6 separate regions of the Homo sapiens genome follow, and regions 1, 2, 3, 4 and 6 are each linked to region 5. The links are chromatin loops, found by intact Hi-C in ENCODE. Cell type or tissue: mammary epithelial cell. All regions are shown on one strand. Links, peaks and the distances in the headings refer to the core of each region. The heading gives the core; the rest is flanking DNA. Region 1 has its middle 32 kb from the start of CNTF. Region 2 overlaps LPXN (leupaxin). Region 3 has its middle 53 kb from the start of CNTF. Region 4 overlaps GLYAT (glycine-N-acyltransferase). Region 5 has its middle 56 kb from the start of GLYAT. Region 6 has its middle 39 kb from the start of GLYATL1.

Evidence for each region. Hi-C counts contacts between places; a loop is a spot of excess contacts. Peaks named below come from ENCODE experiments on the same cell type or tissue, not always from the same donor. Only the 100,000 strongest peaks of a DNase experiment are listed, where the experiment ranks them.
Region 1: a loop joins it to region 5, with 16 times the contacts of the local background. A loop is called at or near these places in 41 of 110 quality-filtered maps.
Region 2: a loop joins it to region 5, with 11 times the contacts of the local background. A loop is called at or near these places in 2 of 110 quality-filtered maps.
Region 3: it touches region 5 in a loop (9-fold over the local background); 16 of 110 quality-filtered maps call a loop at or near these places.
Region 4: it touches region 5 in a loop (11-fold over the local background); 11 of 110 quality-filtered maps call a loop at or near these places.
Region 6: it touches region 5 in a loop (8-fold over the local background); 5 of 110 quality-filtered maps call a loop at or near these places.

The regions. Positions count from the first base shown.
Region 1 is chr11:58,651,638-58,657,052 of GRCh38, reverse strand. No RefSeq gene overlaps it. Among named protein-coding and RNA genes, the nearest start is that of CNTF, 32 kb to the right of the region's middle. RefSeq lists enhancers at 3,667-4,221, 4,853-5,354. In mammary epithelial cell, for the core only: a CTCF peak has its summit at 2,870 (motif pointing left); a DNase peak (open chromatin) is centred at 2,842.
Region 2 is chr11:58,521,613-58,527,027 of GRCh38, reverse strand. LPXN (leupaxin) reads left to right here. Exons shown (of 9, transcript NM_004811.3): 9 at 1-157. Among named protein-coding and RNA genes, the nearest start is that of OR5B21, 16 kb to the right of the region's middle. RefSeq lists a silencer at 2,138-2,432. In mammary epithelial cell, for the core only: CTCF peaks have their summits at 2,257 (motif pointing right) and 2,718; a DNase peak (open chromatin) is centred at 2,287.
Region 3 is chr11:58,672,670-58,678,084 of GRCh38, reverse strand. No RefSeq gene overlaps it. Among named protein-coding and RNA genes, the nearest start is that of CNTF, 53 kb to the right of the region's middle. In mammary epithelial cell, for the core only: a CTCF peak has its summit at 2,340 (motif pointing right); no DNase peak of the experiment used is centred there.
Region 4 is chr11:58,713,404-58,718,818 of GRCh38, reverse strand. GLYAT (glycine-N-acyltransferase) reads left to right here. Exons shown (of 6, transcript NM_201648.3): 3 at 3,396-3,503. Among named protein-coding and RNA genes, the nearest start is that of GLYAT, 16 kb to the left of the region's middle. In mammary epithelial cell, for the core only: no CTCF peak of the experiment used is centred there; no DNase peak of the experiment used is centred there.
Region 5 is chr11:58,785,447-58,790,861 of GRCh38, reverse strand. No RefSeq gene overlaps it. Among named protein-coding and RNA genes, the nearest start is that of GLYAT, 56 kb to the right of the region's middle. In mammary epithelial cell, for the core only: a CTCF peak has its summit at 2,252 (motif pointing right); DNase peaks (open chromatin) are centred at 2,331 and 2,741; H3K27ac peaks cover 412 bases.
Region 6 is chr11:58,897,833-58,903,247 of GRCh38, reverse strand. It overlaps a transcript of GLYATL2 not described here. Among named protein-coding and RNA genes, the nearest start is that of GLYATL1, 39 kb to the left of the region's middle. In mammary epithelial cell, for the core only: a CTCF peak has its summit at 2,260 (motif pointing right); a DNase peak (open chromatin) is centred at 2,297; H3K4me3 peaks cover 404 bases.

The sequences.
Region 1 (5,415 bases), core at 98-5,097, 130 kb after region 5:
CTGTTAATGGGAATGTGAAATGATGCAGCCACTAAGGAAAACAGTACAGAGGCTCCTCAAGAAATTAAAAATAGAACTACCACATGGCCCAGCAACTCCACTTCTGGGTATAAACCCCCAAGAATAAAAAGCAGAGTATCAAGAAGATACTTATACACTCATATTCATGGCAGCATTATTCTCAGTAGCCAAAACTGGAAGCAATCCAAGTGTCCATAGATGGATGAATGGCTAAACAAAATGTAGTATCTACATACAAAAATGATTTAGCCTTGAAATGGAAGCAAATTCTGACCTATGCTTCAGCATGGATGAACCTTGAGGCCACTATGCTAACTGAAATAAGTCAATCACAAAAAGACAAGTACTGTGTGATTCCACTTATATGAGCTACCTAGAGTAGTCAAATCCATAGGGACAGAAAGTAGAATATTTGTTGCCGGGGGCTGGAGGGAGGGAATGCGGTGTTGTTGCTTAACAGGTATGGAATTTCAGTTTTGCAAAATGGAAAGTGCTCTGGAGATTGCACAACAATGTGAACATGCTTAACACTATAGCAAGGTACCCTTAAAACTGGTTAAGATGCTAACTTCTCTGTGTTTTTTAACCACAATTAAATGCTTTTCAAAATATCAGAATATGGCAGCTGAAACAAACAATACTTTGTGCAATGTATCTATTTGCCTACCAAAGATAGAGAAGAAAAAAGGCCAGGTGCTGTGGCTCACACCTGTAATCCCAGCACTTTGGGAGGCCAAGGCAGGGGGATCACTTGAGGTCAGGAGTTCGAGACCAGCCTGTCCAACATGGTGAAACCCTGTCTCTACTAAAAATACAAAAATTAGCCAGACATGGTGGCGGGAGGTAATCCTAGCTACTAGGGAGGCTGAAGCAAGAGAATCACTTGAACCCAGGAAGTGGAGGTTGCAGTGAGCCAAGATTGTGCCACTGCAATCCAGCCAGGGCAATAGAGTGAGACTCAGTCTCTAAATAAATAAATAAATAAATAGCACTGAATTAGAGTTTCCAAACCTACCTTGCTTTGCCACTAACTTGGGGCAGAAACAATAATAATTGCTGGCATTTATGGTACACTTACCATGTGCCAGATATCATTTTAAATGTTTTATCTCATTTAATGCTTACAACAGGAAGTACTATCACGTTCCCATTTTAAAGATTAGGGAATTGAAGCAAAATAAAATTAAACAAGCTGCCCAAGGACTTATGGTTAATAAGTGAGTAGCAAAGCCAGGATTCAAACCCCACAGTCTGACTCCAGGGCTGCACTTGTAACCATTGTGCTACCTGCAGAATGGCCAGGAGCGCAGGTCCCACATGGCAATGAACCACTTCCTGTACCACCCACTTCCAAATCCAGTAGCTTCTTCATCCTAGACCTAAAGAAAGTCAAGTTCAGCTATAAACAATACAATCATTTCTTTTAAAACATCACATTCTCTCCAACATACGAAACATCTTAGGATGTATGTTTTCCTTTCACCAATCTTTTCCCTCCACACCCCTTTCTCAGCTCTTTAATCATCTTAGATTGTAAATGTGAAGCATGAGAGTAGAGAACATGAGGGCTGAAGTGGCACCAGTCTGGATGGGACCCCAACTCTATGACTTACTAGCAAGTTACTTATTGCCTCTCAGCCTCAGTTTCATCAACTCTAAAATGAGAATAGGACCTGCATCAACAGGTGGTTTTAAAGATTAAACTGTATAATATCTTAAATGTCTAGCACAGTATTTGACATAGAATGGGCTGTTTGAAGTATAATAACAATTATTGTATAGCAATAATTGGTTGAATATTACTCAACAACTTGAAGCTCTGTCAGGTGAAAATAAAAGGTAGAATTGTTCACTATGGCCAAAACTGAGAATGAAACATGAGATCACCAGGGAGATCCATTTCTACTAAGCAGAAAGCAAACCTTTCTATTAGTCAGAGAAGATCAAGGGCAGACTGGGTTGCCTTTGAAGGTGGTGAGTTCTCTGTAACTATAGCTGTTCAAGCAGATACCACTTAGTGAACATGCTGTATACAGACCCCAACCCTGCCATCCCTGAGAGCCTATGAATTTATGTCAAGATTTATCCGCACCCATACAATGATCTGGTGCCCTCTCCCAGTGTTCTGACTTTCCCTATTCGAGCTGCTATAGGTTTCTCTTCCACATAAACCAGAGGAAGCATTCTAGCTCCAGGTGCTGGTGGACAGGTTGCTTAATTTTAACACAACTGTCATCTGGCCACAAGAATGTGTGGAAGTGACTGCTCTCTTTTGGGACCTGAGTTCATTCCCCAGTGATATTTATGCCAAAATAGAGGAACAGGTTTTCTGTCCACGTAGGTTCTCCAGTGTTCAAAGTCCAACACTTTTTTTTCCCCAACCCCTCCAGAAGACGACAGATGACTTTGATCACGACACCAACACTTACCTGGGTAAGAACCCAGAGGATTTACAGGGCCCATCAACCAGAAGCAGCATTTTCAGATTCAAGGTGAGGTCACATTTAGGACCATTCGTGGAAAGGAGGTGGATCCGCTAGGAGCACAGTTCCTTGGTAACCAAGGGAGAGGAGTGACATTCTGCTTGTAGTCTGGCTTATGAATAATTCCTTTGCTAGAACATTTTGCTATCTCTCTTAGTCTGTGTAAGTTCTGTTCATTCTTCAAGTTTTAGCTGCAAGATCTTTCTAAGAAAGACCCCTTCAGTCCCCTAGAGGAAGCATGGGGAGAGTACAGACTTGGCCCAAGTGCCATCCCACGTGGGCAGCCCCTGGGCGCTGCCAGCAAATTACACTCCTCACAGCGTTTCTCACTTGCAGGGAGATGTGTGCCTCTGCATCTGCACCGCCCTCTGCTGGTCGGTGATGCTGACACAGCGAGGAGTTCCAGGCTTCCAGAATAAAATCAACTGCTCATCACTAAAGAAGACTTGTATTTTATTGGCTTTTAAAACAGGCAGAAAGTATGGTCATGGGTAACAATTTAGTGAAAAGCCTGCACTATAAACCAAGAAGTTCGAATGTCATGTCCTCTGTATCAGTCCATTCTCACACTGCTATAAAGATACTACATGAGACCAGGTAATTGATGAAGAAAAGAGATTTAATTGACTCACACTTCTGCATGGCTGAGGAGGCCTCAGGAAACTTACACTCATGGCGAAAGGTAAAGGGGAAGCAAGGCACATCTTACATGGTGTCGGGAGAGAGACAGAAGAGTGTGGGGGAAACTGCTAAACACTTTTTAGAACCACCAGATGTAAGAATTCACTCACTATCATGAGAACAGCATGGGGGAAACCGCCCCCATAGTCCAATCACTTCCCACTAGGTGCCTCCCTCAACACCTGAGGATTACAATTTGAGATGAGATTTGGGTGGGGACACAGAGCCAAACCATATCATCTCCCTCCACGTTTTTCTTTATACATGCTCTTGGGGTTATACCTCTATATTTCCTTAATATGGTAGTTATCCCTGTCTCTAGTAGATAAGCTGTAAACTGGCTAACTTTCAAAATCAAAAGCTATGATCCCCTCTCTGGATAGTAGTTTTATCTCTGTAGGAAGCACATTTGATCTGCTGGGGGTAATTGTATACCACAAATTTTTCTACCCCTTAACAGTTTTTCCTAAATTGCTGGTCTCACCTAAAAAGGCCCACTGATTATAAAACATGCTGAATTTATGAAATACACTTTAGGGAGGCAAAGACAAGTTGGAAGGCTCCACTCAGGAAGCTAAATATCTTCTGTTTGACTACACTATGGAACTATGTGATTCCCACTTCCAGCTGTGGAATGGGACAGTAGTGGGATAGTGACACGCCTACTAAAGGAGTGGCTTTTGAGAAAGGCCTTGAAAGTGGTGTTTGGTTTTCTATTGCTACATAACAAACCACCACAAAACCGGGTGGTCTAAAACAACAGTCCTTTTTCCCTCACTATTCTGTGGTTTCAATGGGCTCAGCAGGACACCACTTGTGTTCCCTGGTATGCTGGCCAGGAGCTCAGTTAGGCCTGACTGTCCAACATGGTTCAGCTACATATCTAGCACTTACATGAAAATAGCATAAAGGCTGAGCCAGGATGCTGACAGAGCTAGAATAGCTGGTTGGCTTGGGTTCCTAGATATGAAAGCACCCAGGCCTTCTAGGTGTAGGGACAGCTTCATGTCTGCAATATTTAATTAAAGTGAGTCACAGGGCCAGCACAGATTCACTGTAGAACAGGACTTCCAAGTGGGATGAATCCTGGGGTGGGTGGTTAATTTGGAACTGCCTTTGGAGACCAGTTACAACACAGGTAAGAAAAAGATGCTGAGATGTAGGAGGATTAGCACAGCCTAAAGCATGAATAAAAGCATGAAGCTGATAAAATACAAGAATACAGGCTAGTGAAAAGTGTAGAGTTTGTAACTTCTGGTTCCAAAATGGTGGCATAGAAGCAAGTTAGTTTTACCTCCCATTGTCCTAGAAAACCAGAAAAAAAAATACAGCACCAAGATTATCACCAGTAATGTCCCAGAACTCAAATATGAGGAGAAGATAGTTCCCAGAGCCACAGAGAGATGCTCAGAAAAAGCTCTGAGCAGACAGTAAGAGAATCAGATATCCATATCAGCAATGTTGCTCCCTGAAATCTGCTCAACACCAAGTATGTGAAAAGTTTCTCCTCAAATCACAGTTTCTGCACTGTAAAAGTGAGATCAAGGTTGACAAACAGCTTCCCCATCATCTTGGGTTTCCTGATAGGAAACAGGTCTCTGCCTCAACCCAAGAGAATCATTGGAAATGCCTAAAGGAAAACATATCTCAGAGGACAGCCAGAGACAAATGGGGGAGGTGAGACTATCATCTCCGGCCCTGGAAACTCTGTTCTGTAAGTCAGCCAAAGGAGATGCCAAATCAGAGTGGCTGCTCAGCAGCACCATGCTATAGGAGGTTTGTTCCACAGGTCTTCTGGGCACAAACGCCTATCTGGCCTTCCCCCATTATCCCCTTTGAGGCCACCGCATTCCAGACAGGAGGCACTCTGATTGTTTAGAGGCAGACCTAGGCTTAAGCTGTCATCTAGAGCTGAAAAGGAGACAACAACCTAGCAGAAAAGAAAGAAAGAGAGAGAAAGAAAACAAAAGAATGAAAGAAAGAAGAAAAGAAAAGACAATCAACAGGTAAATTACAAAGAATCTCTAAACATACATATATAGTAAAAGACAAAACAAGCCAAACAGAGAAGACTGAAATAAATAAATAATCTTTTAATGCAAAGACATAGATATACATCCACAAGAAACAACATCTAACAGAACTATGACCTCCCCAAACAGACAAAGCAAAACACAAGTGACTAACCCTAATGAGATGAGGATATGTGAACTCTGATGAACAATTCAAA
Region 2 (5,415 bases), core at 316-5,315, 260 kb after region 5:
ACTGTCTTACAATCACTGCTGTGGAATCATGATACCACTTTTAGCTCTTTGCATCTTCCTTCAGTGTATTTTTGTTTTTCAAGAGGAAGTAGATTTTAACTGGACAACTTTGAGTACTGACATCATTGATAAATAAACTGGCTTGTGGTTTCAATAACTCATTGTCATATTTGTTTGGGAGATAAACTTTCTGCTTCCCGTGTTATATACTAGGCACTATGTACAATTAAGATTATATCATACCTCGTTTCCTTCCATCCAATGCACACTTTAAAATTTTTAATCAGAAGAAATTAAAAGGAGGGTCTCCTTTTCACTAATTTTTCTTTTTTTTCTTTTTAGTTTGGTCCCATAACCATTTTATTTTCTAGACTTAGATGATTGAATCATTTTTAAAAATGACAAAGCTTCTTAAAATTGTTTTTATTACTTTGTTTACAGGAGGAGAAACCCTGGCTCTCCATTAGAAACCTTACAAATTCATTTCTTTTTCCTTTTTTTTTTTTTCTGAGATGGAGTTTCGCTCTTGTTGCCCAGGTTGGAGTGGAATGGCGCGATCTCGGCTGACCGCAACCTCCACCTCCTGGGTTCAAGCAATTCTCCTGCCTCAGCCTCCTGAGTAGCTGGAATTACAGGCATGCGCCACCACACCAGGCTAATTTTTCTATTTTTAGTAGAGATGGGGTTTCTCCACGTTGGTCAGGCTGGTCTCAAACTCCCGACCTCAGGTGATCCACCCACCTCGACCTCCCAAAGTGTTGGGATTACAGGCGTGAGCCACTGCGCCCAGCCACAAATTCATTTCTAAAGTAAAAAATGAAACACAATTTCACATTTGCCTCCTGAAGACAAATGAGATGGCTGTTCTTAGAGCATCTCTGAAGAAAGATGCTATAAATAAAGCTCAAATGATTATTATCTAGAATTAGGAAAGCCAAGACTCAAAGAAAAATTCCTCTTAATCATTTGTTCATCTCAAAATATTATAAGTAAATGTTTAGAAAAGCTTGTCAGGTTATCAGAGAATCTGATTTTCTTATGTCCTGTCAGTTTACTGTCCTACAGTTTACTTTTTATAAAAGTAAGCTTCACAAGGACTAATCTTTCTGCAAAAGGGATATTGAGAAGATCAGTACAATATCTTTCTTCCCGTGGTCTTAAAAATAATTGTGTGATTATTTGTTATAACAAAAACCAGACTCTTAGAATCCTTGATTCTGAGATAAGTTACTGGCGAAAACTCCTTCACTGGAGGTATTTTTAAAAATAGGACAAAATTTGATGTCTTTAGATTGATAGAGGAATAGTACTACTTGGGAGAGCTGAAATGGATTAAATGTTTCTTGCCAAACTTTATTATATCTATGTCCTTTGTTGGAATGGATAATAAGGGGGTTGTGAGAGTTACAAGGAATTGGCAACAGTTAATTCTATAAAATAGGAACTCCAAATGCATGTAAGATATGTGGGAGGCCACACAGATACGGAACCATCTGGCCTCTATCCTGTTTGGCTGTCTGAGAGCGCCAGACTATGCAGAACACACATTCAACTTTTAAACATCCTCTTTGCAATGTCTTCACTCAACGATGTCACACGCAGGTGTTAATATGGCAATGTTCTTGGTTGCCTTGGCAATTTGACAAAATAAACTTGGAGTTTTAGCCCTTAAAAAGAAATGTACAGGTGCTAAAACTTTTTTAAAAAGGATTAGCTATTTTGAGATTCAATAGAATTTAACTATTTTTAAATGTCAAAGAAAATCCAGAGTTCACTAAGATGTAATTAAGAAGTGAAAACACTTTCTTCCCACATTGAACGGAAGTGGTTTTATTTGCTCAAAAAGAGATACTGACTTCAGGACCAGTGTTTTAGCAATAAGGAAACTACTCACAAGTAAAAAGTTCTGCTTTTTAAAAACCCTGGAAATGCCATTACTAAAATTGATCACGTACTTATTTACTTTTGGTTTTGAGTAACTTCTAGGATGTTTAAAAAATAAAACCCACCCTCACAGGACAGGGATTTTCCACCAGTGAATATAAACATATAGAAAGGAATATGCTCTAGAGTTGGCACTGTATTCTCAAAGGGGAGTCCCTCAATTAGTTTGGTCAGTTTTTCTTTGAAGTAAATTTAGTCTCTTCCAAGGTAATACTTTGATAAAGACAACAATTATTTTTCCATCCAAGTTCTATCACACACTCTTCTTGGAGTTGTAGGATGGCTGCCAGCGCATGCTTCTTGTTTCATAACCAGTAGGGGGAGCAAGAGTGCTTTTATCGAGCATTTGCAAGCAAAAGTTCTGGGATTCATCCTCACTGGTCTAGCCTAGGTCACATACCAGTAATTTTTGCTGGGGGAATGGATTCTGCAGCTTGGCTTAAACCAAACTGAATTATTTCCAAAGTTACAAGCAGGACTAAGTTTCCCGAAAGCACAAGGGCTTTGTGGAGGAGATGTGAATACTTTAAAAGCTGGATATTGGTAAGAAGCGGGAAGAGGACAATGAATCTTGAATTCGTGTGTTCAAAAGTGAAAATATTGGAGTTTCTGAGTTTCAAGGTAATGTAGAAGGTAAGCAAGCAGGCATTGTCAGTATCCTGAGGGATCATGTCCAAGAACTTTACAGAACCCAAAGGCAGAGGAGAGAGCCAGGAATGCTGGTGTCCTGAGGAACATGCGGCAGTGGCACTGCTCTTCCTGGGCCCCTAGGGGCGCACCACTGAGAAGCATCAAAAGCACCTTCAGTTTGGCAGTCTGGAAAAGGAGATCTTGCAGCTGAAATCAAGGTGAGAAAGAGTAGCAGCTTCCTTTAGAGGCGAGTGTCTTAGGCATAAGCACGTCCTCAATAAGGCAGTGGTGGCAGCCACTGAAATATGACACTGAAAAAGAGATTGCCTGTCCCCAAAATATTGTGGAGGTTGTGTTACTAGGTACCATCAGTGCAGCACATTAAGTGCTGGGAACACAGAGCTCAGTGGGGAAATGGAAATCTCTTGGGATCCACAGGATAAAAAAGAAAGAAATCTCAGGTAAAAGCTGGTGCTTGGGTTGTACTTGTTGCAAATTTATAACTTTGCCAGAAGGCAGTGTTGTCTCAAATTTATAAGAAAGGAGACAGTTTATGTAGGACATTCCCCTACCTTAGATATAGTCAGCGTATAGTGCCTAAATTGATTTTCCGTGGGGAGAAGTCTCCTAACTGTGTTTAGGTTCATAGACCATGGATTACGGACAATTGCATAAACTTCCTGGCACCCTGTTGAGAGCCATCCATCTTCCCTTCCTATTTTGGATATCATTAAATCACAATAAATACTGTATTATGGGAATAACATTTTTCCTGGGATAAGTACCTCCATTCTAGCGAGAGATATCTCAGATCACAGGTGTTACTGGAAAAACTCCTAAAGCTGAAAATGAACAGACCAAGGAATCAAAGAAGGCTTTACTTTCTCTAAACTTTAACTTAGAGAATTTGATTTTGGATTTTAATGTTTTTGGACTTTGATATGCTATGTTGAATAATATTATTGGATATAATTGAGGATGGGACGTGAAATGAAAGGGGAGTGAATTTCTGAGCTGTTTTTCCCCACAGTCTAGTTTCTCCACAAAGAACTGCATCTCCCATTCTTGGTCCATGTGTTTAGGCAAGGCTGACTTTAACCTCAGCCTCAGAAATAGGTACAGTCCCAGGTCTGACCAATAAAAGTACTTTGTTCTTCTGAAGGAAGGTGATTGGATCAGGGATAGACATGTGACCTCAGCAAAGCCAATGACCTTTACTAGATTTATTCAGAAAGAACATTCCCATTCGTTGGAATTCTAGTTGTGCGGATAATAAAAACCCATTGCTGCTGATAAATATTTTTATCATCACTTGGGGGAGGCTGTCTGAGAAAGAGGCCAGCACAGTGGAACGTAGAACCAAGTAATGGAGAGGCTGTGTTTTCTTTTTTTGAGCCACTCAGTTCTACCATAGCAGCATCTTAACCATAGACTAGGAAATTATGTGAGCAAATAAATTCTCTTTTTTGTTTACATTGAACAAATAAACTCAGTGTTGGTACAGAACGTATATTGTATATCGTCATGAAAAACTAATACACAAAAATAGTGTTTGATCACTTCTTGATGCTTTTTACACCAGAGCACAGTGAAACTCTGTAGTTTAAGGTTAAGTCATCCTGTGGATAGCTCGCATATTTAGAGTACAAGCTTCTTGCTCCTGTCCAATTTTGCAGTATCTGTCACTATTACAAAGGGGAAGAAAAAGGTTGTGAGGGTGTTGTCATCCTCTAAGATTTAAAATTGTTTTGGAAATGATGGTATTCATGCTACTTTGTTTAATTATAATCCAGAGAGAACTATTACGTATTTGATATTACTGCAATACTCTTTATAGTGAAAACTAGTTTTAAAACATCCTGATACCCCACTAGCAAACAAAAAAGGAAGAAAAATTAGACGATTATAAGAGAAATCAATTTACATTTATCCTGTGTCTTAGTCTGCGCAGTTGCCAAAACAAAATACCATAAATGGGGTGTCTTAAGCCACAGAAATTTATTTTCTCATAGATCTGGAGATGAGAAGTCTCAGATTAAGGTCTGCAGGTTTGAATTCTGTTGAGGGCTCTTTTCTTGGCTTGCATATAGCTGCCTTCTTGCTTTGTCCTCACAGGGTGAAAAGAGGGAGAGAGAGAGAGACCACAAGAGATCTGGTGTCTCTTCTTGTAAGGAAACCAATCTTATCAGATCAGGGCCCAACCCTTATGATTTCGTTTAATCTTAATTACTTCTTTACTTAAAATACAGCCACATTGGGGGTTAGGCCTTCAACATATTTTGGAACGACACATTCAGTCCATTACATCCTGAAAGGTGCTACTTAAAGAAAATTGGGTTTATATGAAGTTAAGGAGGAAAAAGAAGACATTTATAGTGATTCTGAGAGGGGACCTTAGGGACACTTTTCAATGCTTTGGAAGTTTGAAGTGGTTATTTTCATTATGTTCAATAACACTTAGAAAATAGGACTTTCTGTCTCTAGGTGCTCTTGCATTTTCAGACATGAGTTAGAAAATATTGGAGGCTCAAAAATAAAATGAAGAACTTGGAGATTTTCCTAAGATAATCTGAAAATTTTGAAATGGAGGAAAAGTAGGACGGAAGAAAGTTACAGGATATATAAGATAATTTTTGAGTTGGGCAAGGTGAAATTTTCAGAGCTTTCAGTAAAGGAGGCAAGATGGGCCGTATAACACACTATCTGAGGAAAAGAAAGACAGAGTGGGGGGAATTGTCACTCAGTTCCCTTACACAAACTACCTGGTGAAGCTACTACTTACCCTAGATTGTCTCACAATTTGGGGTTTTTCTAGAAGTGGATGCTGAGACTAGGACTTGT
Region 3 (5,415 bases), core at 313-5,312, 110 kb after region 5:
AGGGGAGTAGGGGTTGAAAAACTACCTATTGGGTCTGATGTTCGCTATTTGGGTGATGGGTTCAATGGAAGCTCAAACTTCAGCAATATACAGTTTATCTATGTAACAAAGCTGCACATGTACGCCCTGATTATATTTTTTAAAAAGTCAGGAGTGGTGGAATTTGCCTGTAGTCCTAGCTACTTGAGAGGCAGGCAGGAGGATCACTTGAGCCCAGAAGCTGCAGTGAGCTGTGATCGTTCCACTGCACTCCAGCTGGGTGACAGAATGAGATTCTGTGTCTAAAAACAGAAAAGAATAGAGATAGATAGATGATAGATAGATAGATAGATAGATAGATAGATAGATAGATAGATGATAGATAGATAGATAGATAATAGGTAAAAGATAGATAGATAATAGATGATAGATGATAGATAGATAGATGATAGATAGATAGATAGATAGATAGATAGATAGATAGATAGATAGATTCATTGGTTGAATTTGATTCCCCTCTTTCCTGGTAAAATATTTGGTGATTCCTGATTTCCTTTTTATCTTTGAGTTTGGAAATTCCTATTCATACTTAAGAAAATGACTGTTGCATGCCCCTGGTATTCTGGGGAATGGAATAGAGTATGTTCCAAATTGTGGCAATTATTTGCCATTGCTGTGTGAGTCCCTCCCCTCATCCAAGGGTCAGTAGTACTTGTTATTTCTTCAACTGCCTAATAGTTCAGCTGGCAGTGCTCCTACTTGAAAAATGCTTAGCAAAAATCAAAATGGAGTCAAGGGTCAACCCGCCAAGTTATGCATAAACTAGCTCTGATAAATAACAGCCCTGAGTGAAATTTGTTCCAACTTGTACATCTGTTGATTTTGAGCTGGTCCTTCTCTTCTTGCCTTTCAAACACAACTTTCACTCGTGTATTACAGGTGTTGATGGGTTTGATGGAAGCCCAAACCTCAGCAATACACAATATATCTATGTAACAAAGCTGCACATGTACCCCCTGTTATAAAAAAGAAGTCAGGAGAGGTGGCATTTGCCTGTAGTCCTAGCTACATGGGAGGTAGGCAGGAGGATCACTTGAGCCCAGAAGCTGCAGTGAGCTGTGATCTTTCCACTGCACTCCAGCTGGGTGACAGAGTGAGACCCTGTGTCTAAAAACACAGAATAGATAGATAGATAGATGATAGATGATAGATAGATAGATAGATAGATAAGATAGGTAAATAGAAGATAGAGATATAGATGATAGATAGGTAGATAGATAGGAGATAGATGATAGATAGATAGAGATAGGTAAATAGAAGATATAGATAGATAGATAATAGATAGATGATAGATAGATAGATAGATAGATAGATAGATAGATAGATAGATAGATAGATTCATGGGTGTTGAAAACAGAGCAAGCAGTAAGGAGGCCAGTGTGGGAAAGGGAAGAGTTGAGGGAGATAAGGGCAAAAAGATACAAGGGGTAATCACGTGTAGGGTCTTGTGGGCCATGGTGAAGACTGTGGCTATTTTTCTGAGCAGGGCTTTGAGCAAGAGACAGACATCCATGACTGAGGGGCTGTATTGAGATGAGATTGTGGAAAGGCAAAGGTGGAAGCAAGGAGACAGTGAAGGGTTGGACCAGAGTGGGAATGGTGGAAATGTTGAGAAGTGGTAGGACACTTTAAAGGTAATGCCAAAAGGATTTGCTGACTGATTGAACGTGCGGTGTGGAGGCCACGAAAATTCACGCCTCAGACCTCCTTCTGTCAGTAATATCATTGACCAGTGACCCTAGTAGCTGGCTTTGAAATCCACCCTTCTTACTTCTGATTTCATGCTTCTCACGGGCTTCTCCTGCCTGTAACAGCACAGCAGGAAGACAGGGGACTCTTCTGATGGGGCAATTTTCACCCAAGAACCCCGTGGGCCTAATACCTCCTCTTTTTTTCTCTCCACGAGGGAGACTTAAAGTAGACTTAGATTGCAGACTGACAGCTCTCCCAGCCTCCCCCAGCTCCCTTTCTTTTTGCTTCACAGTCTCCTAATAAATCTCCTGCACATCTAATCCAGTCCAGGAGTTTCAGAAGACCTGGACTAAGGGAGAGAAAGTAGTTCAAGAATGACAACAAGGTCTAGGAAATTGGAATGATGGAGATGACATTTCCTGAATGTATGCCTGCGTGAATAACACTTCCATAGCCTCATAGGTATCCTGGCACTGGTTTGCTGGATGATTTGAATTTGTATTACCTATATGGCTTTGGAGAAAGCCCTTGACAACGTTCAGGACAAAGTGTGCCTGGAGATCCCAGGGCAGTCCCTTGCTCTGGACTTTGCGGACTCCGCTCCGCCAGCAGAGGGCAGCAGAGGTAGCCAAGGCTGCAGAACCAGGATCCCTCCCTGAGAACGCTGAAAGATGATGAGTGCCTCTGAGTTTAAGTTGTTGAGATTTCAGGTGATTTTAGCCTCATGCATAGTATGTATCTATTCACAAAGATTGTGAAATTCACGGATGAAGGAAAAGAGGAGACTTTATTTGCAGAAGGCAAAACAATCCACGGATCTAGGAAACGCTGCCCTGGGGAGAGGGAAAGTGCACTTTGCGCAGAACGGAGGAGGGCTGCTATTTGGTATCTGGGTCGCACACTCAGCCTTACATACATACTAGCAGGGTGGGGAAAAAATGCAAATATGCATGAGGGAAGTCAGGCATTGCACAGTGGAAAACATATATGGAACATACATCCCATATTCACATTTTGGTAGGATTTAACATTAAAATGAAGTGGAATTCGGCCCTTTACATCAAAAGGTAAACTACAGGACATACAGACAATTTTTGAACAATGTCCACAAGCTGACTGAAACTGGCTTAAGGTCTGCAGCTATTGATCAATAAGGAATGTTTATAAGACCCGTCCTCTGTCCAATCTGACTTATGGCAGGACAGCATGGTAGAGGACGGAGCCAGGCAAGGTAGGGAAGAGTGTTGTAGTGTTGTAGGACTTTCTCCTTAGTTCGGCTAAAAGCCAGGTTCTTCTCGCACAACCATGAAAAGTTAGGCTTGCGGACACTCTGCAGGGTGAGAAGGACAGGGTTTATTGGGTGAAAAGGAAAAATGGGGAAACAGGGACTCTCAGCAAAGCGAGAGTCCTGCCAGTGGGCTTCCCACCTCATAGACTGGAATCACCGGGTTACCACCCGGAACAGGAGAAGCCAGGCTCCTCCTCACTGCAAACCAACAGGAAATTCCTCAAGGCTTCACCCGAGTGCGCACTCCTCCCAGTGCGCAGGCCAGTCGGAAGTCCTGCCGGGGAACCCTTTTTACTTGGCTGTCTCAGTAGGCTGGCAACCGGCACTCTGTCAGGGTCAGCTGGGAAATCTTCCAACTGTAGTGTTTTTTGGCAATGCTTTTCAGGTGATAGTTTCTGCGTAATTACCGGGAAAAAAAACCTATGGCAATTAATAACACCGGGATGTGTTACAGATCCCTCATCCTCCTAGCTATGAAATTTTTTGGGTTTATCTCATTTTAGCTACAGGGAGTCCATCTCGTCTTCTGTTGGGGTATATTTTAACTTAGCTAATAAGTGTTGCTTTTTATTAAAACTCAACTACTGGGAAACTGTGACCTCAGGACACTGTGGCCAGAACACTTGTGAATGAGAGAATGACAAGTGGGAGGTCCAACCTGTTCAAGGAAGAGTTCTCAAAGTGGGCACTGCAACAAAAACCAAGTCCATTCCTTAAAGGTGACTTCCTTGTTCCACAGGCATCTCTAATTGTAATAGATTTAAATGTTAAGTCTCCACCCCAAGGTGAACGTGGGACACGTGTATCATGAATGTGTGCTTATCATGCATACATGCAACCCTCCCTTTGCAAGGATTGCAAACACACAGAGAATGATAATGAGGTTTTTGATACTGAATTACTCAAGTGGGGAGGGGAAAGTGCCTGAAAATTATAGTTTGGGGTCACTATTCCCATCTTGTGCCTACTAAGGTTTCCGGTATATAATTACTCAATATTTATTAAGTGAAGAAATGAATTAGTCAAAATGCAGTGAAAAGTAAAATTATTTTAGTTTCATGAATTTTTTAAATTTTTCTATACAATTTATATATTTTGCAGATATGACAGTTACCTAGGGAATGTGGGAACTTTCTATAATATGCATGTTATATAAAGATTTTCTGGCCAGGTGCAGTGGCTCATGGACGTAATCCCAACACTTTGGGAGGCTAAGGTGGGTGGATCACTTGAGGTCAGGAGTTTGAGACCAGCTGGCCAATGTGGTGAAACCCTGTCTCTACTAAAAAATACAAAATTTAGCTGGGCATGGTGGTGCACTCCTGTGATCCCAGGTACTCAGGAAGCTAAGGCAAGAAAATCGCTTGAACCCGGAAGGTAGAGGTTGCAGTGAGCCAAGATTGTGCCACTGCACTCCAGCCTGGGCAACAGAGCTAGACTCCATCTAAAAAAAAAAAAATCTGTAATTAAAAAGAAATTAGAAACCAAAGCTGAATGAAAATCTTGAAATTATGAAAAAGCAAAATAAAACTACAATGCAATTACCTTTTTTTTCTCTCTTTTTAGATTGGTAAAGTGTGAATACATTTGAGGGCATCTGCTATAAAGGAGAGTATGGAGAAATGGGCACTCCTCTAGGTTATTGCCAGGAATGCATGTTTGTACAGCCTTTGAGGGAAGGCAGTTTTAGAAGCCCTGTTTTCATGGGGAGAACTTTCGCTGAAGAGAAATGAAGCTTTTTAGATCAAGGACATTTCATCTGTGTCCACAGACTGCCTGGGCATTCGTTTAAATTCAAGGGCTCTCTAAAGTTGAAGAGAAGAAAAATCGTATCTTTATTTTTATTAACTTCCAACCATAATTTAGGATTTTCTTCAATTATAAATGTATGTACCAAACTACCAGAGATTTCCATTATCCCTGACTTCATCAAGATGGTAGTGAGAAAATTTCATATCTGATTATAGCTGAGAATAACTGAACTACCATTTACTCTTATAATATTGAAAGTATTTAATTTATGATTGTATAATGAACTCATTAAATATGAGACTTTGCAGCTAGATGCAGCTAGATATGATGTAATTAATTTAAGATATTCAGATAACTATATGTCAATATAATTTTGTTTCCTTCATATTCCTTGTGTTTTATTTCCCCCATTCATGACTCGTGATCCTGAGAATGGGGTAATAGGCCTCCCCAGACTGTCAAGCGGCCCACTGCACAAAAGCATTTAAAAGTTATGCTTTAGATGAAGAGGGGCTCAGTGGGCTACTGATGACCAGAGTTTAATTATACAGAGAAAGTCTAAGGAAGGAAAAATCTTAGCCATGGCGGGAGGTGAAGAGAAGAAAACCCAATGCAATCCTCCCACTAGATTTTTTTGTTTTTTA
Region 4 (5,415 bases), core at 308-5,307, 72 kb after region 5:
GGCTGCCTTAAACCTTTTTTTAATCCATGGAAAATTATTGTCTTGTTTTGGTCATCTTTAGAAGGTGGTTTTATAATCAGCTATAAAACTCCAACAGGTGCTCTTAAATGTGGGTTTCTGATACTGTGTGCCACAGAAGTAATAAATTTTCTTGTCAATTGTGTCTTTTGACTATGGCTGCCTTAAACCTTTTTTTCATCCATGGAAAATTGTTGCCTTGTGTTGGTCCTCTTTAGAAGGTGGTTTTATAATCAGCTATAAAACTCCAACAGGTACTCTTAAATGCAGGTTTCTGATAACTTTGGAGATTGTGACATCAGAATAGAGAAAAAACTTTCAGGACTCATAGAGAGATAAAATGTTAATGAGTATCAAGCAAAATAGGAATTAACTACATGGACTGAACCAATCTTTTTCACATTTTACTTAAAATGTTTGCTGATCCTTTGATTTTCAGTCTTAAAACTTTTCTTTTGAGCTATTGACAGCTTTTAACAATTTAGTATACTCCTATGAACAAACTTTGGAGCATGTTTGTTTCTCTCTACCTCACTTCTCCAGAATTTGGAAATTGTGAGTATTCTTAACTTATGGTAATACATTTATTTGCATAAGTGCAATAAGAATCTGTTTTCATTTGTAACAGGAAACAATTGGAGAAACTGGTTATTTTACTAAGGCTTTAACTGCTTTCCTTTAAGAAATCAAACTTGACTTCTGGAGCCAATAAAGCCCTTGAAAAAAATGTCCATATATTTTGTGTACACAGTCCCTGTACAGGATTTCTGACTGTGGTAAATAAAGAATGTCACTTTCTAACAGACACAGAAGCCCCAGATTTAACATGGAACCTCAAGAGGAGAAGAAATTCATCCAACTCATAGGTATTTGATGGCACAAATTCATGGCTAGGTTTTGCTATAAAAAGTCTTATCTGAGACTCCTCCTATGGAACAAAGTTTCATCAAAGCCAATTTAAAAGCCTATTTAAAAAATAATTATTCTTGCTGCACTGTATACAAATAATTAGGCCAAGTATAATAAAGCAAACCAGTCCTACCATAATTTGTTTTTAGTAAAAATGGGAAACTGGAGAGAGAAAAAGACTATATTTCAAGACTATAGTACACCTGTTGTTAGATTCTAGTCTCGCCTAATGTTATTTTTCAATTTTTATTATTTTCTACAATTTGAACTGAATTCTATTTTTCTTGGCTACAAGTCTTCAAAATAATGTTTTAAATTTATTTTTCTTCTTTTTTTTTCATTTTTCCTAATTTGAAATAACTGAAAACTAAGCTGTGCTTTCTTAAAACCCTGAAAACTGAAGCCAAACAACTTAAACTTCAGAAAAAAATAACAGCAACCTGTTTACATACATAAGCCACTTTCATACCTGCCTATTAATGTATGGATTTTAGAATAATGTGGCCTATATCTATTTTTCCAGGATTGTTCTTTTGTTTGTTGTTGTTTTTTCTCCCTTTCACCCTATTTTCTCTTCATAGGACATGAGACTTCACAACATGCTAAAAATGAGATTTTGGGACCTACCCATCTAGAAATAAACTGTCCTAGCCGTAAGACATTAAATGAAACCTGAGACCAGAGACTCATTTTATTGTTAAATGCTTTCTCCAAAAGATTTTACAAAAAGGATGGGGGGCATATAAAAGGAAAATATCTTGGGCCCCCCCAAATCCCTAAAGAAAACCCAACCTGGAAACTGCTTTGGGTAAACTTGTCTCCCATTCTATTCAAAGTTACTAAGAAAGATGTATATCTGATTGCCTCCTTTGGAAAGGCTAATCAGAAACTCAAAATAACACAACCATTTGTGTCTCACCTATCTGTGACCTGAAAGCTTCTTCCCCACTTCAAGTATTCATGCCCTTGCTTCAAGAAGTCCCACTTTTCCAAACTGAACCAGTGTACTTCTTACATATATTGATTGAGGTATCATATCTCCCTAAAATGTAGAAAACCAAGCTGTGCCCAGCCACCTTGGGCATGTGTCGTCAGGACTTCCCAAGGCTGTTTCACGGGTGTGCACTCAATCTTGGCAAAATAAACTTTCTAAATTAACTGAGACCTGTCTTAGATTTTCTGGGTTCACACTAGGTTTGGGGTCCAGTAGGACTAAAAAGGATTTTAATAAATTAGGCCACAACAATGAGAAAAAATAAGAGTTTCACATATTTTCATTTTTGCAATGGATAATATTATAGTGTAAATACATTTTAATAGGCCCCAGGTACAAATGTGTAAAAATGTAACCACTATATTTTGCCAAAACTGTACTAAATTTCTATATTAAGCCTCCACTCATGGCTGAAAACAGAATTAATTCAGATAAACTCAGACTTAGTCGATTTAGAGTTTTTTTCACCTTCATTCCCTAGTCTAACATCAGTATTTCATGTGGGGTAGGGGCAGCAGGAGGGAAATATACTGGTATGGTTCTATCATCTATCCTTGATGGAAAGCATTCAAGTGCACAGCACCTTTTTGGTGTATTTCCATGCTGATATCAGCTGAAACTTCATGTTCACAATGGTCACGAGATCTATGCTGACATCCACTACTGCATACCACAACCCCAAAATCATAAGGACACTTACTGTCTGTGGGGTTTACTCTCACTCATTCTCACCTCCTACCCTCTCTTTCACCCCTCTCTCTCATTAGTTTGTCCAACAGGGCAAGGGTGGGGATCTAAGAATGGACCCAGGCTAGGGGACCCCAAGCTTATTCTCTTGAGCAATAGGCTATAGTCTCTGCTGACTGATAAGAATTCAGTTAAGCTCTCCAGAGAGTTATATGGAAACAATGCTAAAGAGTTTTAAACATGTATATAGCCTTTAAACCAGCAATTACTCTTCTGGATATTGTAAGAAAATGGTAGGTACCCATGCAAAGATTCCTGTGAAAGAACATTCTATAAAGAATTATTTATTTGAGTGAAAAGTTGAAAACAGCTGAGATGTCATCAACTGGCAAGTGATTAACTGTGATGCATCCATGTAATGAAATTTTATTCAGCCATTAAAAGTAATTGAAAATTATTTTGTATGCTTGTGAATAGAGAAATAGGTACACAATATGTTCAATGATGAAAAATAGCAAATATCAGTAATTTTATTATTGAACAAAAATCTGTTTAATCTAAAGGCTCTGATGGACAAGTGGCCTGATTTTAATACAGTGGTTGTCTGCCCTCTGTGTACAGATTAAAAAATAGCACACAGAGATTCTTTGACTTAGATTCTCCATTTGGCTACTTTGTATCATAAAATGTCATGATTTTATAGAAATAATTTTTGTCCTAATCAAGCAAGAAACTTTACTGTTTTTTTCAAATAAACCAACCCTGTCAATTTCTTGGGATCCTGCAGGTTTATGGAACTGTCTTTCACATAAACCATGGAAATCCATTCAATCTGAAGGCTGTGGTGGACAAGTGGCCTGATTTTAATACAGTGGTTGTCTGCCCTCAGGAGCAGGTAAGTTTCCATGTGTGAATATTCTTCTATATTTATATTAGCTGTGTGCCTATTACATTCTTAGCAATATGGTAGAGCCAGGGCATGCAGAAGTAAATCATAGTAATAGTCAACAAGTCCCCATCCTCAAGAAGCTCGGAGTCTGAAAGACAAGATAGATCAACCAATAAAGTGTGAAGTATACAAGAACAGAAGATAAACAGGATACAGAAAGAGGCCAAATAAAACTTGATTAAACTATGGAAGTCAAAGGTGGGGCTACCCGATAAGTTCAGTATACTTCTTGGTGGAGATTTCATCTGAACTGGATTTTGTAGGAAAAATATGCTTTTGTCAGGATTACAAGGAAAAGTGGACATTCTAAGCAGAGAAAATAGCAAGAGCACAGATATAAAGTTGTAAAAAAAAGGACAATGAGTTAGAGTGACTATTGTTTTAGTCCGTTCTCATGCTACTAATAAAGACATATGTGAGACAGGGTAATTTATCAAGGAAAGACGTTTAATTGACTCATAGTTCAGCATGGCTGGGAAGGCCTCGGGAAACTTACAGTCCTGACAGAAGGGGAAGCAAACACGACCTTCTTCACATGGTGGCAGGAGAAAGAATGACAGTCAAGCAAATGGGGAAGCCCCTTATAAAACCATCAGATCTCATGAAAACTTACTATCACAAAGACACGGTGGGGGAAACCACCCCAATGATTCAATTGTCTCCATCTGGTCCCTCTCATTACACGTGGGGATTATGAGAACTATAATTCAAGGTGAGATTTGGGTGGGGACACAGCCAAACCATATCAACTATGAAAAGCAAAACTATAATGATAGAACTTCTATACACATTTGAGGAAACACTTAAAATTATTGAAACTAAACAATTAACACATTTCAAGATAAAAATGCATAAGCTTATTTCAAAACATCAGAAAACACAAATATACTTTTAATGCTAATAAAGTTATTTAAAAATCACTTTGTTGTGAGAACACTTAAAATCTACTCTCTCAGCAATTTTCAAGAATACAATACATTGTTATTAACTATAGTCACCGAGTTGTACAATATGTCTCTTGAACTTATTCCTCCTATTATAACTATTATAACTGAAGTTTCATATCTTTTGACTAACAACTACCCAATTCCTCTACTTTCCCCCACCTTACCTGCTGATAACTACCATTCTACTCTCTACTTCTATGAGTTCACCATTTTTACATTCTACATACAAAGGAGATCATGAGGTATCTGCCTGTGTTTGGCTTATTTCACTAAGTATAATGTCCTCCAGGTTCAACATAGGGGAAGCAATATGTATGCTAATTACCCTGATTTAGCCATTTCAAAATGTATACATATTTCAACACAACATATTGTTAATAAATATATGCAATCATTTATTTGCCAATCAAAATAAAAAAATAAACAATATATGAAATGAATAAATTTATGGTATGAAAACTAAACTGAAATAAAATTATTTGATCTTTTATTAAATGTGGTCTTAAGCAACAAAATGTGTCAGTGGTATCATTGCTGACTTGTGAGTGGGTTTTTTGTGCAACATTTTCCAACTTTTTAAAAAGTTTTTTAATTCTATAATAGTTGTGGTAATATTTTCATCCACCTTCTTCCTGTAAATAATTGTATCTGTCATTTACTAATTTGAGAAGCTCTTTCCGTGTAAGTGGATTGTTTGTTTCTCTGGAACTGCAACTGGTTTAACCAACATATTTTTTAAAGAAGGCATTTTGAATTAGTTTTTAATCTTCTTTGGTATCAATATCAAGTTTCATACTGCCATGGTCATAGTTTGTGTATTCTGCAAGTCTTTGAACTGTAGTAAAATTTATTCTTGTGACATAAGCTTTCCCTTGTCAATTGCCTTTCTCTTCTTCCTGTTGAGGATGATG
Region 5 (5,415 bases), core at 294-5,293:
TGAGATCTCAGATGAAAATAAGAAAGTTATTAGGAAGTAGAGTAAACGTTCCCCCATGTTATGCCCTAGCAAAATGCTTGGATGCATTGTGTCACATCCTAAGGACCTCTGGAAGTGAGAGGAGGTGCCAGCTGGGCTTTCTGGGTCGAGTAGGGGTTCAGAAAGCTATGAAACTCACTCATTTCCTGCATGAAGACTTACTTCAGTCCTGGATGAATAATATTGAAAATTTATGCTTAAAATATTCCTAACACCAGGATTTGTGCATGTGTTTTCTTCCCCAAGAAAGCTATAAACAGAGAAAATTTTGCTGTTAAGTTTCTCTGTCGTCTCTCCCTCTCCCCCTTCCCCCTCCCTCGAAACTAAAGTAAAAGAAATGTTAACTGCCTGTTTTTCTGTGACCAGGGGACCTTATCTATATTCCCAATTCCAATTCCTTGTAAACATACTTTGTAAAGTCCTGTAAGATCCTGTCTCCTTTGCCAGGCTGCTGCAAGGTCATAAGATAAGATAAAAGGTCAACTTAGATAAAACCTAAGTTGCAATTCCAGTTTTCCTCAAAATCTAAGACATGGCACAAAATAATTTACTGCCTTTGTTTCTTGCTCTGGTAACATCTTCCCGCCACTCGTATTTCCCGCCTAAAAGAGTTTAAAAGGCAATCACCCAAAACCACCAGTGGCTACCCATTCGGGACCCCTTCCATGCTGTGGAAGCTTTGTACTCTTGCTCTGCTCAATAAAACCTACTGCTCACTCTCTCTCAGTCTGAGTCTCTATCACTCACTGTGGTCAGCCACAACCCCAATTCTTTGGCATGGCTAGGCAAGAACCTTAGGTGTTACAGAAGGTTGAAGTTAAGAGTGATGACCTATGGTATCTAGTAGAAGAAATTTTAAAGCAGCAAAACATTGAAGAATTGGTGTGGCTACTTTTAATTGCCTATGATCAGATGCAGAAGCAAAGGAATGACTTAAAATTTGAACATATATTTACATATATACATATTTTTTTGAGGTGGAGTTTCACTCTTGTTGCCCAAGCTGGAGTGCAATGGTGTGATCATGGCTCACTGCAATGTCCGCCTCCTGGGTTCAAGTGATTCTCCTGCCTCAGCCTCCCAAGTAGCTGGGATTACAGGTGCCTGCCACCATGCCTGGCTAATTTTTGTATTTTTAGTAGAGACAGGCTTTCACCATGTTGGCCAGGATTGACCTCGTGATCTGCCTGCCTCGGCCTCCCAAAGTGCTGGGATTACAGGTGTGAGCCATAGTGCCCAGCTGAAACTTTTATTTTAAAAGGAAGCAGAGCATTAAAGTTTGGAAAATTTGTAGCTTGGTTCTTTGGCAGAGAAAGAATCCAAGCAGTGGGCAGAACAACCTGTTACTAGAGAGATTAGTATTACAAAAGGGAGCCAGGGGCTAACATCCAAGACAATGGCAAAAAGGCCTTTAAGACATTTCAGAAATCTCCAAGGCAGCCCCCCTTATCACAGGCCGAGAGGACTAGGAGGAAAGAATCATTTCAATGGCCAGGCCTGGGGTGCAGCTGCCCTGTGTTGCCTTGGGACAGTTCTCTCTAAATCCTGGCTACTCCAGCCACAGTCAAGGCTCAAAGGGTCCTAGATACAGCTCAGGCTGCTGCTCTGGAGAGCACAATTCATAGGCAGTGGCGGCTTCCACATGGTGTTAAGCCTGCAGGTGCACAAAATGCAAAAATGAAAAAGGCTTGATAGCTCCCACATAGTTTCCAGAGGATGTATGGGAAAGCCTGGGTATTCAGACAGAATTCTGCCACAGGGGCAGAGCCTTCACAGAGAAACTCTTCTAGGGCAGTACCAAGGGGATATGTGGGACTGGAGACTCCACGCAGAGTCCCCATCAGGGTACTGCCTAGAGTAGCTGTGGGAAGGGGGCTGCTACCCTCCAGACTCAAAGATGGTGAACTCACTATCGGCTCACAAACACAGAAGGCTTCAGGCTTGCAGCCCAAACTTTTGACTCCAGCCCATGAGAGCAGCCATGGAGGCTACACCCTTCAAAGTCACAAGGGTGGAGCTTCCCAAGGCCTTGGGAGCCCATCCCTCATACTACTGTGCTCTGGATGTGGGACCTAAAATCATTGTATCTTCCTTCCGTCCCCAACCCAGGGGTTATGACTGTGGAGAATGCTGGATAGGAGGATCTTTTCACTTTGCTTCTATAGCCACAGGTTTTGTATTGGGCTGTGCAATTTGACAGGCAAGCCAGTAGATGGCGCTTATGGATAAGAGCCAGCTGAGGGGAAATTGGCTGGGTGTACATTATACTTGGTCCTTGTCTGCTGGGAGTTCTCTATTACCTCAGGCAATAGGCTGATTCATGGAGTGCACAGGGTCTGAGCTTAGTTCCTTGCTCAGCCCTGTGTGGGGGAGGGGCCAAGGTGAGTAGGGCCTGACCATCTTGGTCTACCTACAGGTCCTCCAATTGCAGACAAGAGTACCAGCATCAAGAGAGACTTCAGTGGGCAGCCACTAAGCACCCAAAAGTTGTGCCTGGATGTGGAGCTAGGAAACACTTTCAACCCCAGTTCTCCACACAAGGAGGGTAGGGAAATTCCAGCTGCTAGTCCATGCAAGTGGGTGCTCCAAATGCCTGAAGATCTGCCTGGGCAAGGAGTGGAGAGGGCCTCCCTGCACCAGGCTCTCTGCACAGGAGGGGTAGGCTGACTCAGACTTCTGTTATGGGTGAGCAGGTGCTCCAAATGTCTGGAGATCTCCCTGAGCATGGCATAGAGAGGGCCCTCCTGCACCCAGATCTCTTCACAGAAAGGTGATGACTCAGGCTCCATGTCAGTGGGTGATCCAAATGCCTAAAGATCTGTTTACATGTACAGGAAAGAGGGACCCACTGTACCATGATCTATGCACAGAAAGAGTTGGCTGACTCAGGCTGCTGATTCAGGCAAGGAGGTGTTTTGAATTCCTGGAGATCTGCCTGAGTGTGGAGCAGAAATAACCCCACTGACCCACGATCTATATTCATGAAGAGTGTGGTGGCTCAGGCTGTGGGTCCATGCAATCAGGTTGTATTTGGGTTCTCTATATAGATAGAACTAATTGGAGATATATATATCCAATTATATATATAGTATTTTATATATAATAAACTCTATACTATATATATTGACTATATAATTAATAACCTGTTCTTTATATTTATAATGAGGAGTTTATTAAGTATTAATTACATTATCACAAGGTCCCACAATAGGCCATCTGCAAGCTGAGGAGCAAGAAAAAGCCAGTCGGAGTCCCAAAACTGAAGAACCTGGAGTCCATTGTTTGAGGACTGGAAGGGTCCAGCACAGGAGAAAGATGTAGGCTGGGAGGCTAGGCCAGGCTAACCTCTTCACTTTTCTCTGGCTGCTTTACCCTGGCCATGCTGGCAGCTGGTTAGAAGGTGCCCACCCACATTAAGGGTGGGTCTGCCTTTCTTACATTTCCCAGCCCACTGACTCAAATGTTAATCTCCTTTGGCAACACCCTCACAGACACACCCAGGATCAATACTTTCTATCCTCTGATCCAATCAAATTGACACTCAGTATTGACCACAACACAGGGGCTCTGAATGCCTAGATTTCTGCCTGGGGATGGAGTGGCGAGGACCTCACTGCACCATGATCTCAGGGCAGTAGACTGGGACACCAAGGAATGACAAATGCTGACCAGCACCAGGTCACCAAGCTGGCCCTGGCTGCAAATCTCATCACCCAAGAAAAACTGCAGATGAGACAGCTCTCCTGCGAAGCCAGGCCTGCAATGGGGAAGAACACAACTCCAGGGCCTACTGCTAAGGCACTTTTCACAGTTCTGGCTGTAGAGGCCTCTAACCCACTCCAGAGCAGGCTCTTAAATCTCTGGACAGAAATGAAAATGCCTGTGTGGCTATACTGCTGAGTCACCAAAGAATGGCTGACTTTATAAGCGCCCATGTTAAAAATGGCATCCTGCTCTTTGTCCTGGGTCTGAGAAAAATACTGTAGCTTTTCTTGGTGTCTCACTCTGTGTCTAAGCTTCTCCCCAAGTTATCTCCAGGGCTTGGGAGAAATAAAGTGCTCTCCCTCAGCCTGCGTTGCTTGGTCCCAGTAGAGTAGTGAGTCACAGAGGGAAGCTCTCTACCTCTCTCATGTCCTAAAGCTTTACTCACTTTTCTCAGCTGGACACCACAACAAGGGCTGTTCACCCACATTCTTCTCTCCAGGATCTGGGGTGTTCTTCATAATTCTGGTGGAGTCCCACATTCCTTCTTGAATTAAAGCTCACAGAGTTTATCTTTATTCACTATCTTGTTATTACCAAGTGGCTGAGGCATGCTAGAAACTTCTAATTCACCATCTTGGGGGAAAAAACAACAACAACAACAAACCACCTCTTTTATTTCTTTTTCTTGCCTAATTGCTCTGGCTGGGACTTCCTATACTATGCTAAATAAAAAGTGGTAAAAGTAGCATTCTTGTCTGGTTCCTGATATTAGAGAAAAGGTTTTCAATCTTTTTCTATTCAGGATTATGCTAGCTCTGCACTTGTCATACTTTGCCTCCACTGTTCCTTCTACTGGAGGGCTTCAAAAAAGTTCACAGAAAATGCATGTTATATATACAAAAAAAAAAAAAAAAAAAAAAAAAACTATGACAGGGCCAGGTATGGTGGCCCACTTTGGGAAGCTGAGGCTGGAGGATTGCTTGAGCCCAGGAGTTCAAGACCAGCCTAGGTAACATGGCCAAACCCCATCTGAACTAAAAATACGAAAATTAGCTGAGCATGGTTGTGCGCACCTGTAGCCCCAGTTGCTTGGGAGGCTGAAGTGGGAGGATTGCTTAAGCCCAGGAGGTTGAGGCTGCAGTAAACTGTGATCACGCCACTGCCCTCCAGCCTGGGTGACAGAGAGAGACCTTGTCTCAAAAACAAAACATAACATAACAAAAAGTAAGCACGGAACTTACATTTTCTTGGCACTAAAATCAACTTACACTAACTTGTTATAACATGTATGAAAAGGATCTACTTTGACGCACTAAGTAGGATGAAACATCAGTTTGGAAACAGCCCCTATCAGAGCAACATGCACTTTGGTAAATTTGAAGCAAAAACAAAAACCAAATTTAAAATGATGCTTGAGTGGAAGAATGATTAAATCATTCATGCTTTATGAAAAGTTTATAGAATAATGACGTCCCAAAATTAGCAGCTTATAAATGGGTAACTTGTTTTAAGAAGGTATTAGATGATGTAAAAGATGAAGCCCACACTGGCAGACCATCCACATAAATTTGTGAGGAAAAAGTAATCTTGTTCATGCCTGAACTAAAAAGGACCAACAATTCACAGCAGAAACAGTAGCCAACACCGTAGACATCTCAATTGATTCAACTT
Region 6 (5,415 bases), core at 104-5,103, 110 kb before region 5:
GAACCACTCTTGTCCCTTTGTAATGGTACTCCAAGCAGCACTGCTGTACACCAATTCCAGAGCTTCCCTGCTCCTTGAGCCTAGGAATAGCTATGCTTCTAATTCCTCTTCATTTGCTCATCATTGGAGTAACAGCTGAACCACACAATTGGAATAAGTAACCTGACGTCATTTTTAGTACCAATCTTCCATTTCTTCCTTAAGTATAAAAGTGACCCTCACAGAGAAACTAACTACCTAGAGCTATAGGTCCAGAGTAGAGCTCTAGCTTTGATTTTCCTTTTGCAGCTATGGTCTGAGAGCTTGGATGCAATCCACTGCAATTTGATATCAGTGACAGGGTAGGGATGCTCAGGGAATCTGTTGAGCCACCAAGGAAGCCTCACTTTCAGCTAATGCTTACATGGGGCTGTGGAAGTTGTCCAGCATCCCTGAGGACAGAGTGTTTGCCCTGAAAAAGAACATTCCCTTGGCAGAAAGCATCTTGTTGGCTGGATTTTATTATAAATGTGATGAGAATACTTTTGGCCAAGTAACTGGTCGTTGGGTCATTTTGTGGTAGTCAAACCCACAAAGAAGAAAAGCCCTCACATGGTCGGGTGAGGTGGGAATGGATCAAGCACTAAGGCCAGGTCTGGTGAAGTTAGGGAGTAAGGCCAGTGTTTATGGAAAGGGATTCCTTCATGAACCCCTAAAAGATGCTTCTAAACTCTAACAGTAGGCTGATGTCTGTATTTAGAGTTGCAAACAACATGTTCTGGGAATACAGAGGAAGGCACCACTGCCTCTACCTTGGGAGTATATCACAGAGAATGAGATTTATATTTGGACTTGATGGATGAGAGATGAGTAGGAGTTTGACAGAAGAAAAGAGTGGAACTGTCTGGATGTACAATGGCAGAAGTGGCAGGAAGGACTGAGGAGAATTGGCTTCTGGGGATGTGTCAGACATAAGGGCCTGGGCACCACATAATGGAGCTTGCAATGGGGTATGTGAAAGCTTAGATGAGATGGTTTTTTTCCTGTCCTCCTGTGGGTTCATAGTGGGCTCACCTCACTCACTCCTGCTAACAACCTGCCCCTATTGATAGATAGCTGAAATGGGGTCTCTAAGCCTCCAGCAACAGCTTAGGAGCCAGCCTTGAAGTACTGGCAGCTAACACTTCCCATATAGACCCCGTAGTCCATCCTATCTTAGGAAGACAATGCACTCATGGGGATGGTAACATCCACCTCCAGACTCCAGAGGCTCCAAGGAGCCTCTCTCTCTCTTCAAGTAAAGAAATATTCACTGAGCTGTGTGTAGAGGTTTACATGGTTTGGGACCAACATGTGGCTGGGTGACTTCACTTCCATCCTCATACAGTGGTACTCGGAGATGAATGGGGGGTAGAGTGATCAAGATTTAGTTCAATGTCTACCTCCAGTGGGGCAGTGCTTGGTAGTTGACTCATTTTGGTCTCTTTTGATGTTCACAGTCACCCATTGAGGTAGGTGTGACTGTTGATCCCATTTCACAGATTAGGACAGGATAATTTGCTAGAGGTCACAGGACTAGTTGGGGGAGGGAAAGGCTGTCAGGTAGGATTTTAACCTTAGAGCTTCACGTTTTCTTAGGATCTTGCAGGGAGACCTTGAGCAAATTCCTTTCCCTCTTGGTGGGGGTGGGGGAAGTCTCCATTCCCTAAGTATAAATTAAAGAGATCTGCCAGTTTGTGATTCTCTTTACTTTAAAGTTCAACCGTATCACTTGGATAGGTGTTTTGTTTGTTTGTTTGTTTGTTTTAATGGGGATTCTGGGAACCCAAATATATTTAAGTTCAATAGGTCTGGGGTGAGGCCCAGTAATCTGCAGCTTTTAACAAATCCGGACATCAACATAACTACCTGAGAAACTCAAGCAAAATGTATGATGCATGAAAATCTTATTGTGAGCTGGTCAAAACACATATCGCTGAGCTCCATCGGTAGAGATCCTGTTTTGATACCTTTGGTTGGACTGTGGCTCGGTAATTTGCATTTCTTAGAAGTGAGTCCGTTCAGCTGGTCAACCGCCCCGCCTGTCTCTCTGTGACCCTCCCAGGGCGTCAGCGGTGCTTTTTTACTTGCATCTTGTGGGAAAAGGATCCGCGCAGGCAGCCCCCTTTTAGCACCGTCCTGAGTACACAAGCCAAGCGCTTAAATACCTCACTCAGCCCTGGATTTGCAGTTACTCAGGGCAGGCGAAGGCGCGTTTCCGCGTTTGGTATATTCCCGCGTGCTGCCAGCTGATGGCGCCAGAGAACTAACCTACTGGAATAGGGAGGAGAAAAGAAGCAGGGAAGAAAAGCGGGAGGTGAAGATTAAGGCCAATGGTAGCTTCCGTTCTTGGACTCGAAGATTCCCTTAATGGGTTGACATCAATGAAAGCCAATGGTAGCTTCCATGAAAGCCAAAGCTGACCACCCCCCCAAGCTTCCCATTCTCTTAGGAGGCTGCATTTTGGGTGCTAAATGGAGGGATGGGCGTGGGAGATGCTGGGACATGTGTTGGCTGAAGATACACCTGTTAGTCCAAGGTTGCTTCGGCTCATAGTGGCTCAACCCTCTTTGTCAATTAACCTTCTCAGTTAACTAAGGCTGCCTCACCTGTCTTTAGGCAAACCTACCCCCCGTCACGCTGGGTTTTTAGAGTTTTTAAAAGCGTCACGGTGTAAGGCCAGCGTTGCTTTTCGTATTCTTAGCGGGTATTTCTGGTGCTGACAGCGGGGAGCTGCCGGGCGGGAGTAGGAGTGGAGAGAGAATAGGGAGAGAGATAACAGGTGTGAAGCGTCTCTCAATGCCAGGCATCCTGCTTTCGCACCTTCCATAGGTTTTTTCGCAATCGTCTTTCTATTTAATCATTTTCTGTTTCATAGATTAGGAAACCTCAACTAAGTTGCCCAAGGACAGCCCTTGAATAATTTTATCTTCTGTCAGACACCAAAGCCTAAGGTCTCTTATTTTGCAGAGGCTGCTTTGTCAGGATTTCAATGCATGCATGTCCTGCGAATCACTGCTCCTCACTCACTGATCCATCCTGCTGTCCACGCGTTCATTCACTCATTCATTTCTTAGGGGTCATCTACAAGGCATGGGGCTAGTTGCAACTAAAAATACAAAAGAAAAGGGACTCTGCTGTAAAGCAGAGGAGGTTTTTTTAAATGATTTACACAGAATTCCGGTGCTCCGCATGGTTTCGATCTCCCCCCACCCCCCAAAATACTACTGATACCTATTTTGTTCCACACAATTCGATGGACTCTGAAAATACAGAGAGGGGTGAAATCTATCCTTGCCTTTCAGGAGCTTATTGCCGTACGCAAGAGTAATCTCTGAGCTTTAATTTTACATACCAAATTTTTAACAAATTGAGCATCAACTATATATGTATGTGTGTGTATATATATATATTCTGTTGTAATTAACATGTTAAATAAATATTAGGCACACTTAATTTCTTATTTTTTAGATGAAGATGAATCTAAATGCTGGTTCAAGTATGTCCTTTGTTCACCCTAGTGGACCATCTTGGGTGATTCCTGGAGTGCTTTCTCAGACTGCAACCCTAACCCGCTGGTATGTGCTTGGCTCTGTTCCTTCTTTCTGCAGCTGTCTGTCAAATGCCAGTCTTTTGTGGAGGCCCGTCCTAACCCCTTCCTGTTTCCTCTCCTTTTTGTCTGCTCGTATCTGAGGCCTCTTTTCCTATTTATTTGTTGTTCTTTCTCCCTCCATCATCTTCTGTCGTCAAATCATGTGTTGTTTTTCATATACTACACCTGAGTTTATAGGAAATATGTTTACTGTTTTTGTTTTTTTAATTTTTGGTTTAGTTTCTGCCTCCCTGCTCCAGAATGTAAGCTTCAAGAGGGGCAGTGAGGAGTTCTTAACACCCCACACTGACTGAGAAACGGTTGGGAGTGGAGGGAGACAGCTTTGCCCTGTACATCCTGAAATCCCCTGAGGTGGGGGTGGGAGTGGAGGGAAGATCAGGGAATGTCCATTCATTTTATGAACTTGAAGTTGGGTTGAACCCTATTATATCCTGTGATGTTGGTTGTTAATCTCAACCTGAAGCCCTCATCGCTAGTCATCCACTTCTTATTAGCTTTGTGACCTTGAATGAAGGTTCAAGGTTACCTTCTTTCTTTGCACCTCAGTTTCCTTATGTATAAAATGGAAAAAATTAAATTTGGTCATCCTAAAATGTGGATTCATAGGGCATCAGTCCCCTGAGTGTAAAAGAAAAAATATTTGCGTATTTATAAGGCTGCAGAAATTATATTCTTCTGAGGGTCAAATAAATATATTTGTGGTTTTGAAAGTCTTCACATATTATATCAGTAGCATATTTACATCCAGGAAATATTGGAGAAAGAATTTTATTTTATTTTTTTTAAGATGGAGTCTTGCACTGTCGCCCAGGTTGAAGTGCAGTGGCGCGATCTCGGCTCACTGCAAGCTCCACCTCCCAGGTTCACGCCATTCTCCTGCCTGAGCCTCCGGAGTAACTGGGACTACAGGCATCCCACAACGCCCGGCTAATTTTTTGTATTTTTAGTAGAGGCGGGGTTTCCCAGTGTTAGCCAGGATGGTCTCGATCTCCTGACCTTCGTGATCTGCCCGCCTCGGTCTCCGAAAGTGCTGGGATTACAGGCGTCAGTCACTGCACCCGGCCTAGAGAAAGAATTTTAACTAATCAAATAGGAACAGAGATCTCAGATAAGAGCAGATAAAAAAAAAAAAAAGAGGAAACAATAGTGAGTTAAAAACAATCTGGCCAATTTTATGTAGAAAGTTAACTCTAAATGGACAATGTTAGGCTCTCCAGGAAGTGTAATAAAAGCTTTAAAGAAGGGTTCTTTAAATAGAAGAGACACACTGCAAGGGAAATTCTGACCATCTGGAACTAAAACAGCCAGAGATTGGTCTCAGGGGGATGAATGGTAGAAGAATAAAAACATTTGTCTCACTTAGCACACTCATCTGGATGTGAGGAGGCAGCAGAACAGGGAAATGAATCTATTGGAAGATGTCGTCTTATTGGGGTACAGGAGAAAATGGAGAATAACTGGTACTTTATTTTATATAATAGTAAAGAAATTTGTGTTCAATTATGAGCATTAGAAACAAATACTAGTGATTGAATAAAAATTACTAAGGGAATATTATGGATAATTAAGTTAATAAGAGAACTTGATGGATAAGTGAATTAATAAGACTCCATAGTGGAGGCAATTTCCTCTTTTAAAAAGCAGTATCTCTTGAATATATACAGGATATCCTTTTCAAAAGAAAAAAATGTATATGGGGAAACAATTTTCACTCATTTTCTAGGCAATCAATACTTTTCCAGGGATAATCTATGGCTATACAAGAATAATAATTCCTTTTCAAT